3 separate regions of the Homo sapiens genome follow, and all the other regions are linked to region 3. Evidence: chromatin contacts called from ENCODE Hi-C or POLR2A ChIA-PET data. All regions are on one chromosome and are shown on one strand. Each heading gives the region's core, a stretch centred on a gene start or an enhancer-like site at or near the end of the contact. The rest is flanking DNA. Distances are from core to core; before and after follow the strand shown. Region 1 holds the start of NDUFS2 (NADH:ubiquinone oxidoreductase core subunit S2). Region 2 holds the start of DEDD (death effector domain containing). Region 3 holds the start of PEA15 (proliferation and apoptosis adaptor protein 15).

What was found. A loop is a pair of places that touch in the nucleus more often than their neighbours do. ChIA-PET counts read pairs that join two places held with the same protein, here RNA polymerase II (POLR2A). Pooled maps may share reads with other maps.
Region 1: a pooled map shows a loop between it and region 3 (4-fold over the local background). The contact joins the promoter of NDUFS2 here to the promoter of PEA15 in region 3. A Hi-C loop is called at or near these places in 1 of 168 maps with a recorded cell type or tissue (uterus) and 1 of 50 pooled maps. POLR2A ChIA-PET finds 5 or more read pairs at or near these places in 1 of 52 experiments (OCI-LY7).
Region 2: a loop to region 3 is called in a pooled map, with 3 times the contacts of the local background. The contact joins the promoter of DEDD here to the promoter of PEA15 in region 3. A Hi-C loop is called at or near these places in 6 of 50 pooled maps.

The regions. Positions count from the first base shown.
Region 1 is chr1:161,200,052-161,203,621 of GRCh38, forward strand. It overlaps NDUFS2 (NADH:ubiquinone oxidoreductase core subunit S2), which reads left to right and starts at 2,316. Exons shown (of 14, transcript NM_001377299.1): 1 at 2,316-2,429; 2 at 3,386-3,492. The coding sequence starts at 2,335. RefSeq lists enhancers at 268-989, 2,254-2,583.
Region 2 is chr1:161,131,291-161,135,008 of GRCh38, forward strand. DEDD (death effector domain containing) reads right to left here and starts at 1,377. Exons shown (of 6, transcript NM_032998.3): 1 at 1,261-1,377. RefSeq lists enhancers at 247-1,070, 1,532-1,841 and silencers at 892-1,111, 1,162-1,511.
Region 3 is chr1:160,203,273-160,207,279 of GRCh38, forward strand. PEA15 (proliferation and apoptosis adaptor protein 15) reads left to right here and starts at 2,112. Exons shown (of 4, transcript NM_003768.5): 1 at 2,112-2,250. It overlaps PEA15-AS1 (PEA15 antisense RNA 1), which reads right to left. Exons shown (of 5, transcript NR_123725.1): 3 at 2,066-3,104; 4 at 1,799-1,862. RefSeq lists enhancers at 1,318-1,417, 1,768-1,817 and a silencer at 1,968-2,227.

The sequences.
Region 1 (3,570 bases), core at 1,066-3,565, 1.0 Mb after region 3:
CCAGTATCAATCTGGGAGAATCCCCACCTGGCTCCCACCATCCACCCCACCTTGCTCTGAGAACCCAGTGGTTCCTGGAATATCTAGTCATCTTTTCTTTTTAATTCTCCCTGGGGCAGGGAGAGGGTGGAGACAGCATTGTGCATATAGGGAAATTAGGGTACTGGGAGAAATCCATTGCCTGGGGTGGGGAAAGTGGCTGGGGAGGAAGAGGTGGTGTTAGGGAAAGGAAGCAAATTATTCCTTTGGCTTTGGATAGGAGGGAACTCGGAAAAGAGGTCTTGGGTATGAACTCTCAAGGCAAGGAAGGGTTCAGAAGTAGGGGCAATTTCTGCTCACCCCATCCTCTGGCTGCTTGTTTCCCCAGGAAATCCCCAGGAAGGAGAGTGCAGTCAGCAGTCTCTTTCCTTTCCCAGAAGTGGACCACCTCCTCTTGCCTCTATTCCCCTATTCACTCTGCTTTGTCACCTCCTGTCCCCCGCATATCATATCCGTCAGAATACTTCCTTTCCCCCTCCCTTCCTGCTCAGGTCGGTAATACCTGCCCTGGTGCCTATCACTTCCTGGATCACCCACCCCCTTGTGACTGCCAGACCCACCTCTTGACCCACCACTTGCCTGACCCTGGTTCTAAGCCAACGGGGCTGGGACTAGAGGAGTCGGACAAAGGGTGGGAGACCAGAAGGGGCAGGGGCAAGAGGAGCTATCACCAGAGAACTCTACTGCCCCTTTCCACTCCCCTATTTGAGATGAGGACAAAGGGGGTGACTAAGCAATGAAAGACAAAGGGCTTTAGAGTGGCTGCAGCAGTGTGTGTGGGGGTGTTGGCAGCAGGGAGAAGGCACAAAAGCTGCAGTGTCCTAGGCAGCCCCTCAGGAGCCCCCCACCCCAGTCCCAGCTCAAGCTGCCTCCAGGGCCAAGCAGCCCAAAGTCTATCCTGACTTCTCCCAGGCTGGATCAAGGCAAATAAATGCAGTCCTTCCCATCCCCCACCACCATGGCCACATTTGCTGTGTTTCAACAATAGAAAGAAGGCCCAGGGAAAGAGCAAGGAATGAGGACAACAGAGGGACCAAACCTCTGCCCTGGCTCTGTGGCAGCTGCCTTGTCTAGCCCAGGTCCTGGTCAGTTCCCACAGCTAAGGATCTGGCCCCACCCTTTGGTACAGTTCCCATTAGGTCAATTCCCAGGCCAGAAGTCTGGCTTTCCCCTCTTTCTCTGCAGTGAAGAATTCCACCATCTCTGCTTCCTGGTCTGTCTGCCTCACCCTGCTGCGCTGCTGGTGGGCTGTGTCCCTGGGATCCTGTCTAGGGGATATCTGGGGAAGGCCTCTTTCCAGGCTCAGAGTTGGAGAGTTGTACAAACTCTACGGGTGGGTGGCCCAGCTGGAGTTGGGCTTAGAGGCAGAGGGAGAAAACAGGAACTAGCCTCTAAGGCTGGAAGAATCTTTGTCCATACAGAATTGTGATCAGACTCCTGGTGCTACTACATTTCCGTGCTGTTGGCCATTACCCAGGAGGGCTATAGCAGGGTCAGAAAGACGTTAGGGAAAAGAGGCTGACGCAAGACGGAAGTGGGGTGTGAGGCATCTCTAAGGGCGCTTCCTGGGTCTGTGATTCTGTAGGTTCGGGAAGCCTGGAGGATGTCAGGGTCACCCACAGAGGACCTCCACTCCCCCATCTGGGATGAGGTGGCTCCTACACACCCCGACACTCCCCTCCGCACCACCAATGCCGGCGGCCTTGGCATCCTATTCTTTTTTGTTTTGGTTTGGCGGGAGCTCTCAGACCCGCCCAGCCCCACTTAGGCTCCTTTCTCCAATCTCAATTTATGACATCTGGAAATTAGCTGGCTTTCCCAACTCCTGTCTTTTGGATTCAGTGATGGGAAAGTAATTGGCAAAGCCTGGGGCTACCCTATAAGGGCAGGGCTCAGATACAATCCGAGAGCAGGACTAAAGCATGAGGGCGGCCAAGGCGGAAGGGAGTAGGGAAGGAAGCGCCGCGCGTTTCCAAGATACGCAGGCGGGCTCGGCGAGAGAGCACGAAGTATCTGCCCCACGCAGGAACGGCAATTTTCCCTTGCTCGCTCCTAGAAAAGCCAGCCAGGAGCTGTGGGAGGAAACGCCCTCAGTAAAGATGACCGCGGTCACTGTTATCTAAACGCAAGTGAAGCCGAGTCACAGGACCCGGATGTTGTCAGTTCGACGGTAAACGACCCTGCCAGCTTCCAAGAGGGCGGCTTCACTGTGCGAATAGGTGAGAAGCCAAGAAGGAGGCGCGCTGGAGTTACTTCCGCCCGGTTCTCCTTCCCGCAGTCTGCAGCCGGAGTAAGATGGCGGCGCTGAGGGCTTTGTGCGGCTTCCGGGGCGTCGCGGCCCAGGTGCTGCGGCCTGGGGCTGGAGTCCGATTGCCGATTCAGCCCAGCAGGTGAGATCGAGGGCAGCTCTCGACACACTTTCTCCAAGGCTAGGGTTTCTCAGGTTGGGGACGCTTTACTCCCCCAGAAAATAATAACCCAAGCCTGTGACCCCATTGTCCATCCCTGATTTCTTGGGCTACGGGATGCAGTGGCGCCCACTCTGGCGAGGGAGGGGAGAGGGTCTAGAGTTCGTTCGTGCCGAGGTGAAATCAGCGGAGTGGGAGACTCTGCTTTTTAGCTTCAGTAATTTGAATGCACCTCTCCTGTCATACCTGAGTAGAGCTCAGCCAAAGAGCCAGAATGCTCGCTGTCTCTCTGTCGTTGACCTTGAACAAACACTTTTCTCACGTTCATATTCACCTGGTTGATAATATCAATATGATGAAAATATGAAGAAGCTAGGATCCCAACCTTGCATGCCCAGGGGTGATGGGTGGAGTTATTCCAGGAATAATTTGTTAGTAGGAATGGAACCTCTAGAGTTCCAGCTTGTTTTGCCGAAGCTACATTAACTTCAGATCAGTGACTTGGCATTAAAAAATCCAGGACATTGGCTGGGCGCGGTGGCTCACACCTGTAATCCCAGCACTTTGGGAGGCCTAGGCGGGCAGATCATCTGAGGTCGGGAGTTCGAGACCATCCTGACCAAAATGGAGAAACCCCCGTCTTTAAAAAAATACAAAATTAGCCGGGTTTGGTGGCGCATGCCTGTAATCTCAGCTACTTGGGAGGCTGAAGCAGGAGAATCACTTGAACCCGGGAGGCGGAGGTTTCAGTGAGTCGAAATCACACCATTGCCCTCCAGTATGGGCAACAAGAGTGAAACCCAGTCTCAAAAAAAACAAAAAACAAAACAAAACAAAAAAACAGGTCATCCTTCCTGGGTCCCCTTGAGAGTGAATGGGAACACAGGAACCAAACACTGTTCAGGCCCTTTGTCTAGGATCTGTCTTTGACTCCCCAGAGGTGTTCGGCAGTGGCAGCCAGATGTGGAATGGGCACAGCAGTTTGGGGGAGCTGTTATGTACCCAAGCAAAGAAACAGCCCACTGGAAGCCTCCACCTTGGAATGGTGAGTGACCAGAGTTGCTGTCCCAACCCACACCCATCCCTGCCCCCAGCTGATTTCCTTTTCTTTTTTTGAGACAGG
Region 2 (3,718 bases), core at 127-2,626, 930 kb after region 3:
CTTAACTAGCACACAATGAGAACAAAATATCTAATGGCGCAGCATCCACTCATACGTCTATGTTTCACCAGGGAAAAGTTTTTCTACATACAGTATCCATGTTACCCCCTCCCTTCCAGACTTAAAACAGCAAAAGGGTCTGGAAACTACAGCACTCATTTAATTAACCTGTCTAGATGCCACTCTATCTTTTCTCTTTCCCTCCTCAGACTTCCAGAGCCTCCACCTTAGCATATAGGGTTCCAATATAGCCATGTCTGCTCCCCCACTCTTGTATTGCTAATGCTAAAAACTAGAAAAGTCCTTTGCTCCTCCACACTTGGGCGACACCGGCTTCCCCATTTTCCCAAGCAGGAAAAACAAGGGAACAGTAAGCTAGGGAGTCTTTTGGAAAACAAACCCAGTTGAATTCTCATCCAACCCCAATTCTGCAAACCCACATGACCATTCCCTTCTGCCCTTCCCACCCTCTTAAAAGCTAAGGGCCTGGCAATTAGAATTGGCTGCAACTGATGCTGCTTAACTCTGTTCTCTCCTCCTCTCCACCGGGGAAAGGGAAACCCCCGAACCTCTATCACCCGTGCAGCTCCACTGTCCTATCTCCCATTCCACTCCCCTTCCTCCCAAACTTTCTTCCTCCCAGTCTCTCACTTTCTCCATTACCTCCTCCCACCGACACTCTCTCCATTCCCCAAGCCTCCGTTCTCTCCTTTTCCACCCAAATTCTCCCCTAGGCCCTTCCCCCTCCCACCTCCAATTTAACACTTTCGAAGCCCCCCAGAAACGTCTTAACTCCAATTCTGACCTTTACCCACCTCCTCGCAACACCCCTCATCAGAGTCCAGTCCTCCCTCCAACCACATGCCACAGCCCCCTTCCCCTTCACACCCTCAGCCTCTCCCTCCTGCTCCTACCCCCTTCAATACGAGCGGATCGCAGCCCCACTCCCCACCTCGGCCTCTCTAATACCCCTGGCTGGGCCCAGTCTCAGCCCTTGTTTACGCCCCTCCCCATGCCCTCACTCCTCCGTCTCGACCCCTGCCCTCTCCCGCAGTTGCCATCTCCCCTGCACGCCCCCCTCGGCAGCTCCCCTCCCCCACCTCTCAGCGTCCCGTCACCTCCCTCTCTTGAGGTTCTCAGGCTGGACGTCGCCACCGCCTCCCCCTCCACTTTCCTTCCCCAAGCCCTTTGCGGCCCCGCCCGGCCCCGCCCCGTCCCGCTCGACTCCCTCTCCCCACTCCGGCCGCCCCTCCGCCTCACTCTCGGCTCAGGCTCGGCGCCGCCATGTTGGATCCATCCGCGCCGCTCTCCCGGGCCTGCCTCACGGCGCCGCATCCGGGCTCCAGCAGCCGCCGCCGCCGCCGCCGCCGCGGCCGTGGGGGAGGGGACAGGCGGGCGGGGGTGGCTGCATCCTGAACGGCGCCTCCCGGAACCCGGCCGGTTAGTGGCGGCTTCGAGGCCATAGTGAGACATGAGCCGGAGTAGCCATAGTAAGTGAGGGCAGCCTGGCAGCGGCATTAATCGGGGAGTGGATAGCTTCACTTCGGGAGGAGAGATAGAGATTGGCAGCCATCTTGCTTTGGGGCAAGCTGGCAACGCCGGTTTGTCTTGACGGCTGCTTAGGGCGGTAATAAGGGATCGAAGAGGATAGCATTCTTGAATGGGAAACATTGGTGGCGCCACAGCTGGCTGGTGGCGACTTCAAGACCCACTGGAAGGCTGGGATTGGCAGCCATGACTCATAAGGGCGGAATACCACGGGGATCGGTTTGTCTGGCGAACTTGAGTGAAGGGTCAAGATCTGGATTTCACCTTTCCTCTGAGCTTCCTGATAACCCGGACGTTCCGTAAACCCGGATCCGGAGCCGAAAGTGGTGCCCAGATCCCGTCTCGGAATTCATTTGTTCAGCATTTACCTTTTGAACGCCGGTTTCCTGTAGGAAGTGTCGCCTAGCTGATCCGTGTAGGGCTGTTGGGAATTGGGGGTGGGGAGGATGGTGCGGGTACGTTCTGGTGTGGCTTAAGAAAGTGGTAATAGATAGGGGAAGACCAGATTATGCGAAGCCTTGTAAATTAATTGATTTTTATCCTTAAGGCAATGAAAAGTCTTTGAAGAATCTCAGCAGAGGTGTGAACAATTTCATTTGCATTTTAGATCGCTGCGTGCAGTGTGAAGGATGAATGAATTGAGGAGAATCAAGGAGAGCAGTTGTGAGGCTCTTTTCCAGGCAAGGATGATGATGGTCTGCCTGTGGAAGGGAGAGTGCGGATGGGGAGATACAGATTGGTTTAAGAGGTACGAATGTTGTGACTTGGACAACTGGGGAATAATGATACCAGTTTCTTTCTCGTTTAGGGGGGAGATAATGAGTTTTAGGTGCCCCTGGGATATTAGCTAATGTGGGTTGGGAACTCAAAAGAAAGGTTTGAGGTGTGTGTGCGTGTGCATATAGATAGCTGTTGAAGCCATGAAGTGGGCTGGAGAGGATACCTGCATTTGCGGGATAGGATGAGGGAAGCCGAAAAGAACACTGAGAAGGGGCAAACCGAAAGGAAAGAAGAAAACCATAGAGAACTATCAAGGAAACTGGTGAAAGCGTTTAGTGTAACAGAGATATAGTAAAATGCTAACTAAAATATATACATCAGGGCCGGGCATGGTGACTCACACCTGTAATCCTAGCTTTGGGAGGCCGAGGCGGGTGGATCACTTGAGGCCAGGAGTTCGAGACCAGCCTGACCAACATGGTGAAACCCTGTCTCTTCTAAAAATACAAAAAAAATTAGATGGGTGTGGTTGCACATGCCGGTAATCCCAGCTACTTGGGAGGCTGAAGCATGAGAATTGCTTGAACCCAGGAGGCAGAGGTTGCAGTGAGCCGAGATCGCGCCACTGCATTTCAGCCTGGGCACCAGAGCAAGACCCTGTCTCAAAAAAAATGAAATAAATAGGCCGGGTGCTGTGGCTCACTCCTGTAATCCCAGCACTTTGGGAGGCCATGGCGGGCAGATCACCTGATGTCAGGAGCTGGAGACCAGCCTGGTCAACATGGTGAAACCCCGTCTCTACTAAAAATACAAAAATCAGCCAGGCATGGCAGTGCGCGCCTGTAGTCCCAGCTACTGGGGAGGCTGAGGCACAAGAATCGCTTGAACCCAGGAGGCAGAGGTTGCAGTGAGCTGAGGTCGTGCCACTGCACTCCAGCCTGGGTGACAGAGTGAGACTCTGTCTCCAAAAAAATAAAATAAAGTAAATAAAATGTATCTATCAGATATTGCAACAAGGGCCAGGCACAGTGGCTCACACCTGTAATCCCAGCACTTTGGGAAGCCTAGGCAGGTGAATCACTTAAGACCAGGAGCTGGAGACCAGTGTGGTCAACATGGCAAGACCCCATCTTTACAAAAAATACAAAAATTAGCTGGGCATGGTGGTGCGCACCTGTGATCGCAGGTACTCCAGAGGCTGAAACATGATAATCACTTGAACCCAGGAGGCGGAGGTTGCAGTGAGTCAAGATTGCACCACTGCACTCTCGGCAACAGAACAAGACTTTGGTTTTTTTGTAAATAAAACAAATAAATAAAAAGGCCAGGTGTGGTAGCTCACACCTGTAATCCCAGCACTTTGGGGACCGAGGTGGGCCGATCACCTGAGGTCAGGAGTTCGAGACCAGCCTGGACAACATGGTGGAACTCCCATCTCTACTAAAAATAC
Region 3 (4,007 bases), core at 862-3,361:
ATGATGCCCATAAATAATAAACATTATATATATATACATATACATATATATGTGTGTGTATATATATATATTTTTTTCTTTTTTTTTTTTTTTTTTGAGATGGAGTCTCACTCTGTTGCCAGGTTGGAGTGCAGTGGTGAGATCTCGGTTCACTGCAACCTCCGACTCCCGGGTTCAAGAGATTCTCCTATCTCAGCCTCCCAGGTAACTGGGACTACAGGTGCCCACCACCACACTCAGCTAACTTTTTTGTAGTTTTAGTAGAGATGGGGTTTCACCATGTTGGTCAGGCTAGTCTTGAACTCCTGACCTCAGGTGATCCACCTGCCTCAGCCTCCCAAAGTGCTGGGATTACAGGCGTGAGCCACCACGCCAAGCCAACATTATATTTTTCATGGATCAGGTGTAAAGTTGTTGCTGAGAGACTTAGAGGATTTCTAAGTACGGAAAGATGAGACCTGAGATTAGATATATTTTCACTCTCCACAGACAAGTCCAGGAAGTGTTCCTAGAGAATGTGGCAGGGGTGTAGAAAGCAGAAACTATGTATTCATTCCAACTTGTAGCTATTTAATAAATGTTTAATAAGTAGTATGGGCACTAAGCTAGTCTTACAATAATATTGTGGAGCTTACTGTCTAGCATAGGTCAGTGGAAGGCCCCGGTCTAAATAATAGCTCCTATTTTTTAAGCACCCATCTGTGCCAGTCCCTAGAGACTTACTATTTCTGAATCTCAGAAGAACCCTCAGAAATAGACATTGGCACCCTGATCTGACCGGTGAGGACACTAAGGCTTTCAGGCATAACTTGCCCAAGGAATGGGTGGAACTAGCACGCAGCCCAAGGCCCCTGTGTCTTGTTGCCTCCAGACCTGAGCCTTTCACTTAGAAACTACATGAGTCTCAAAGATGGGTCAACGAAATAGTTTTTGTCCCTACAACACAGAGCAAACATGATATATACAAAGGCAAATGATTAGTGTGTGACAGGGAATGCTGGGGAGAGGAAACAGCAGAGAAATGCTATGAAACCCAGAGCAGCAGGAACTTGGGCCTCTTCTAGGAATGGTGTAGACCCAAGAAAGGAGGGGCTCGTTTGAGGTTTCTGGAGGAGTCTCTGCCAGGTAGGAACTGAGATGAGATGGGTGATCCTGGAAGTGGCACAAACACTGAGGGGAATCCCCCAACCTGGGCCTGCTGGAGTTCCTGGCAGGAAGGACCTACCCAGGGTCAGACTTCTTTCCAGGGCCAAACCCTGCCCAGAGCTGAGGCAAGACCCCTTAGGCTATAGAGATGGGGGTGAAAACAGATGCTTCTCCAATTCTTCCTTTCCTCTTTTCAGTCTGGCTGAGAATCTGGGGGAGGAAAGTCCCTGGGGTAGAGGGGAAGTGAGAGCTGCCACATTGGGCCTGGGCAGAGGGGCAGAGCTAGGAGATGGAGCTAAGTGTGGCTTTGCAAGTTGTCTATATTTGCATGCTGAGCTCACTGCTGCTCTTTTTCTCCCCAGAAAATAAAATTACATCATGGTAGGGGGAAGGCAGGAGTGGGGCATGTTTGGGAAAGGTGAGAGGCACGCAAGAGGGCCTGAAGGCATCATCCTGGAAAGAGAAGATCCAGGGCTCCTCAAGTCCCCATGTGGCCCCAACCCCTCACTCCCAATGTGGATAAGTCTGATCAGTCATTTTCCACTGCGCCCCTGACCCTTAAGGCAAGGCAAGAAGTTTTTACAAATATTAAAGCCAGCAGCTAAGAGAATCCAGCCCCCAAAGGCTTTCCAACCCCCTAAACCAAACCTACTCTGTGCCTCCCAGGGGTCCTAGGCACCGTGGTCATCCAAAGGTCAAAAGGGGAGGAGGGTGCCCTACTGGGTAAGAATTAAATATGAGAATTGTTTCGCAGTTCAGGGGGAAGAGACCGTCTCCGCTCCAGCCCTCCGCCCAATTCTGTCCCCCATCCTAGGAGTCTTCCAGAACCCCAGCCCCTCGGTCCCCCGCCCCCTCCTGCCTCTCCATCCCTCCCCCTCCTCCCGCCATTCCCCGCCCCCCGCCCCTCCCCGGCTCTGACATCACCGGCCAGCCGGGTGGAGTGAGCGGCGCTGGGCTCGGGCTCCGGCTCCGCGGGCGGAAGAGGCGGCGGCGGCGGCAGAAGCGGCGGCGGCGGCGGCGGGAGCCGAGGAGGAGGTTCCGGACGCTGCTTAGGAACCGGGGACTCAGGAGTGCCCGCGCCCTGAGCGCTCAGCTCCAGAGGCGGTGAGAGGGGCGGAGAGGAGACATGTCGCGGGGAAGGGGCAGATTTCGGGGTCTAGGCTTGGAGGGGCAACGATCTGGGACACCGGGGGCCAGACGGGGAGTGTGGGGACCCCGGACGAGTCCACTTTGTGTCAGGCCTCACGGGGTCCGTCCCTCGGTCGGTGCGTCCCGAGCGCCGAGCGTGTGCTGGAGGCGGCGTGGCTCCGGCCAGCCCGTTCCACGCTGAACGGCAGTTTGGGAGTCGGACCGGGGCCTGTGGATTAGGATGCAGCCTGCTTCCCGCCCAGCCGGCTCGGCCAGGCCAGCGCCCGCCCCTCCCTCCCCGCTCAGGCTTCGGACTCGCCTCCGCTGGCGGTCTCCCGGCCCAGCCCTGTCTCGGTTCCGCGGGCGGCTGGTACCATGTGCCCTCACCCCCAGCTCACTGCACCTGGGGAAGAGGTGGGCTTGGCGGAAAGCTTGTCCAGAGGGAAGGAGGAGCTGGGGGTGTAGAGAAGTGATGTATATCTAACGTAAAAACCCTTATTAATTTCATATAATCCGTGTCAAAACTGACAGGGAAACACGCACACCTATAAGGCACGCCAGCACACACAGTGACACACACCCATGTGACTTATACACATAGTCTAGCACACTCCAAATCACAAACGTCCCTGGACTACGCATCCGGCCGCCCACCACACCCCCACTCTGTGGGGTGGGGCATCCCATGAGGAGTCTTCTGAACTGCGGGCTCCAAGTCATCAGTCCGACAGGACAGCTGAGTGGACAGAAAGGGCCACTGTCCCCAAATCCATCCTGATTTTCTGGCAGCTTTTCCCAGCCCCATGGTTTCAGATTGTTCCTCTTTAAAACTGTGGGGAAAGATGGGAGAAAATCTTGGTCTCATTCCTCTAACACAAGGAGACAGGATTTTGCGGACTAATGAGGGTAGGGGCTTCTGGTGGCTTCTCTTCCTGGGTCCAGTTAGGGCTTAGCGTGCTGGGAGTGGCTAGTTTCTGGGTAAGAGTGGCCAAGGGATGGAGGAGGAGGGGGTGGAAGAAACGGAGAGGAAAAAGAATGGGTATGAGTCAGCCAAGAATGGAACCCAAGTCAGAGAGAGAATGAGAGGAATGTGTGTGAGAAGCAGACAGACATCTCCAGAGAGGTCTAGAGATAGTCAGGGAACCAGGGAGAGGGAGGAAGTGAGAGAAAGAGATGGTCAGAGAAGTGCAAACAGTGTTTGAGAGTGCACTAAACAAATTAGGGAGGATGAAGGTTGGGGGAGACCACTGGGAGTTAGGGAAAGTGGTACGTGTGTCTGGGCCCCAGGCTGTCAGAGCGATTAGCTTTAATTGCTCTTCCCTTTGTGGTTAAATACTCCATTGGGGAAATTGCCAGTGATGCCCTAGGCTGCAGGCTTCCCTGGTTGCCTACTTCCTCAATTCCGTGCCCATCATGTGTGGATGTATTATCATGCATGAAGAGGGTCACAGAATCACAGAGCGCCTCACTCTCTCACACAGATCCTCACGCACAATGTCATGATGGATATCTTCACCAGCTGGTAGGCAGCCAACCACTGAATCTCCAAGCCACTCCGACCAAACTTACTCTGTCTTTTGTAGCAGGGATGCTCACCCCTTCCTAATTGCAGCTCCGAATATTCAGATGGGGACAGTGAAGCACAGATCTCAGGAGTCCTAAGTATTCATGGCTACCACTAAGTTGGATAGGTGAGTAGGAAATGCTAGAAGGGGTGAAAGCCTATAGAAAGG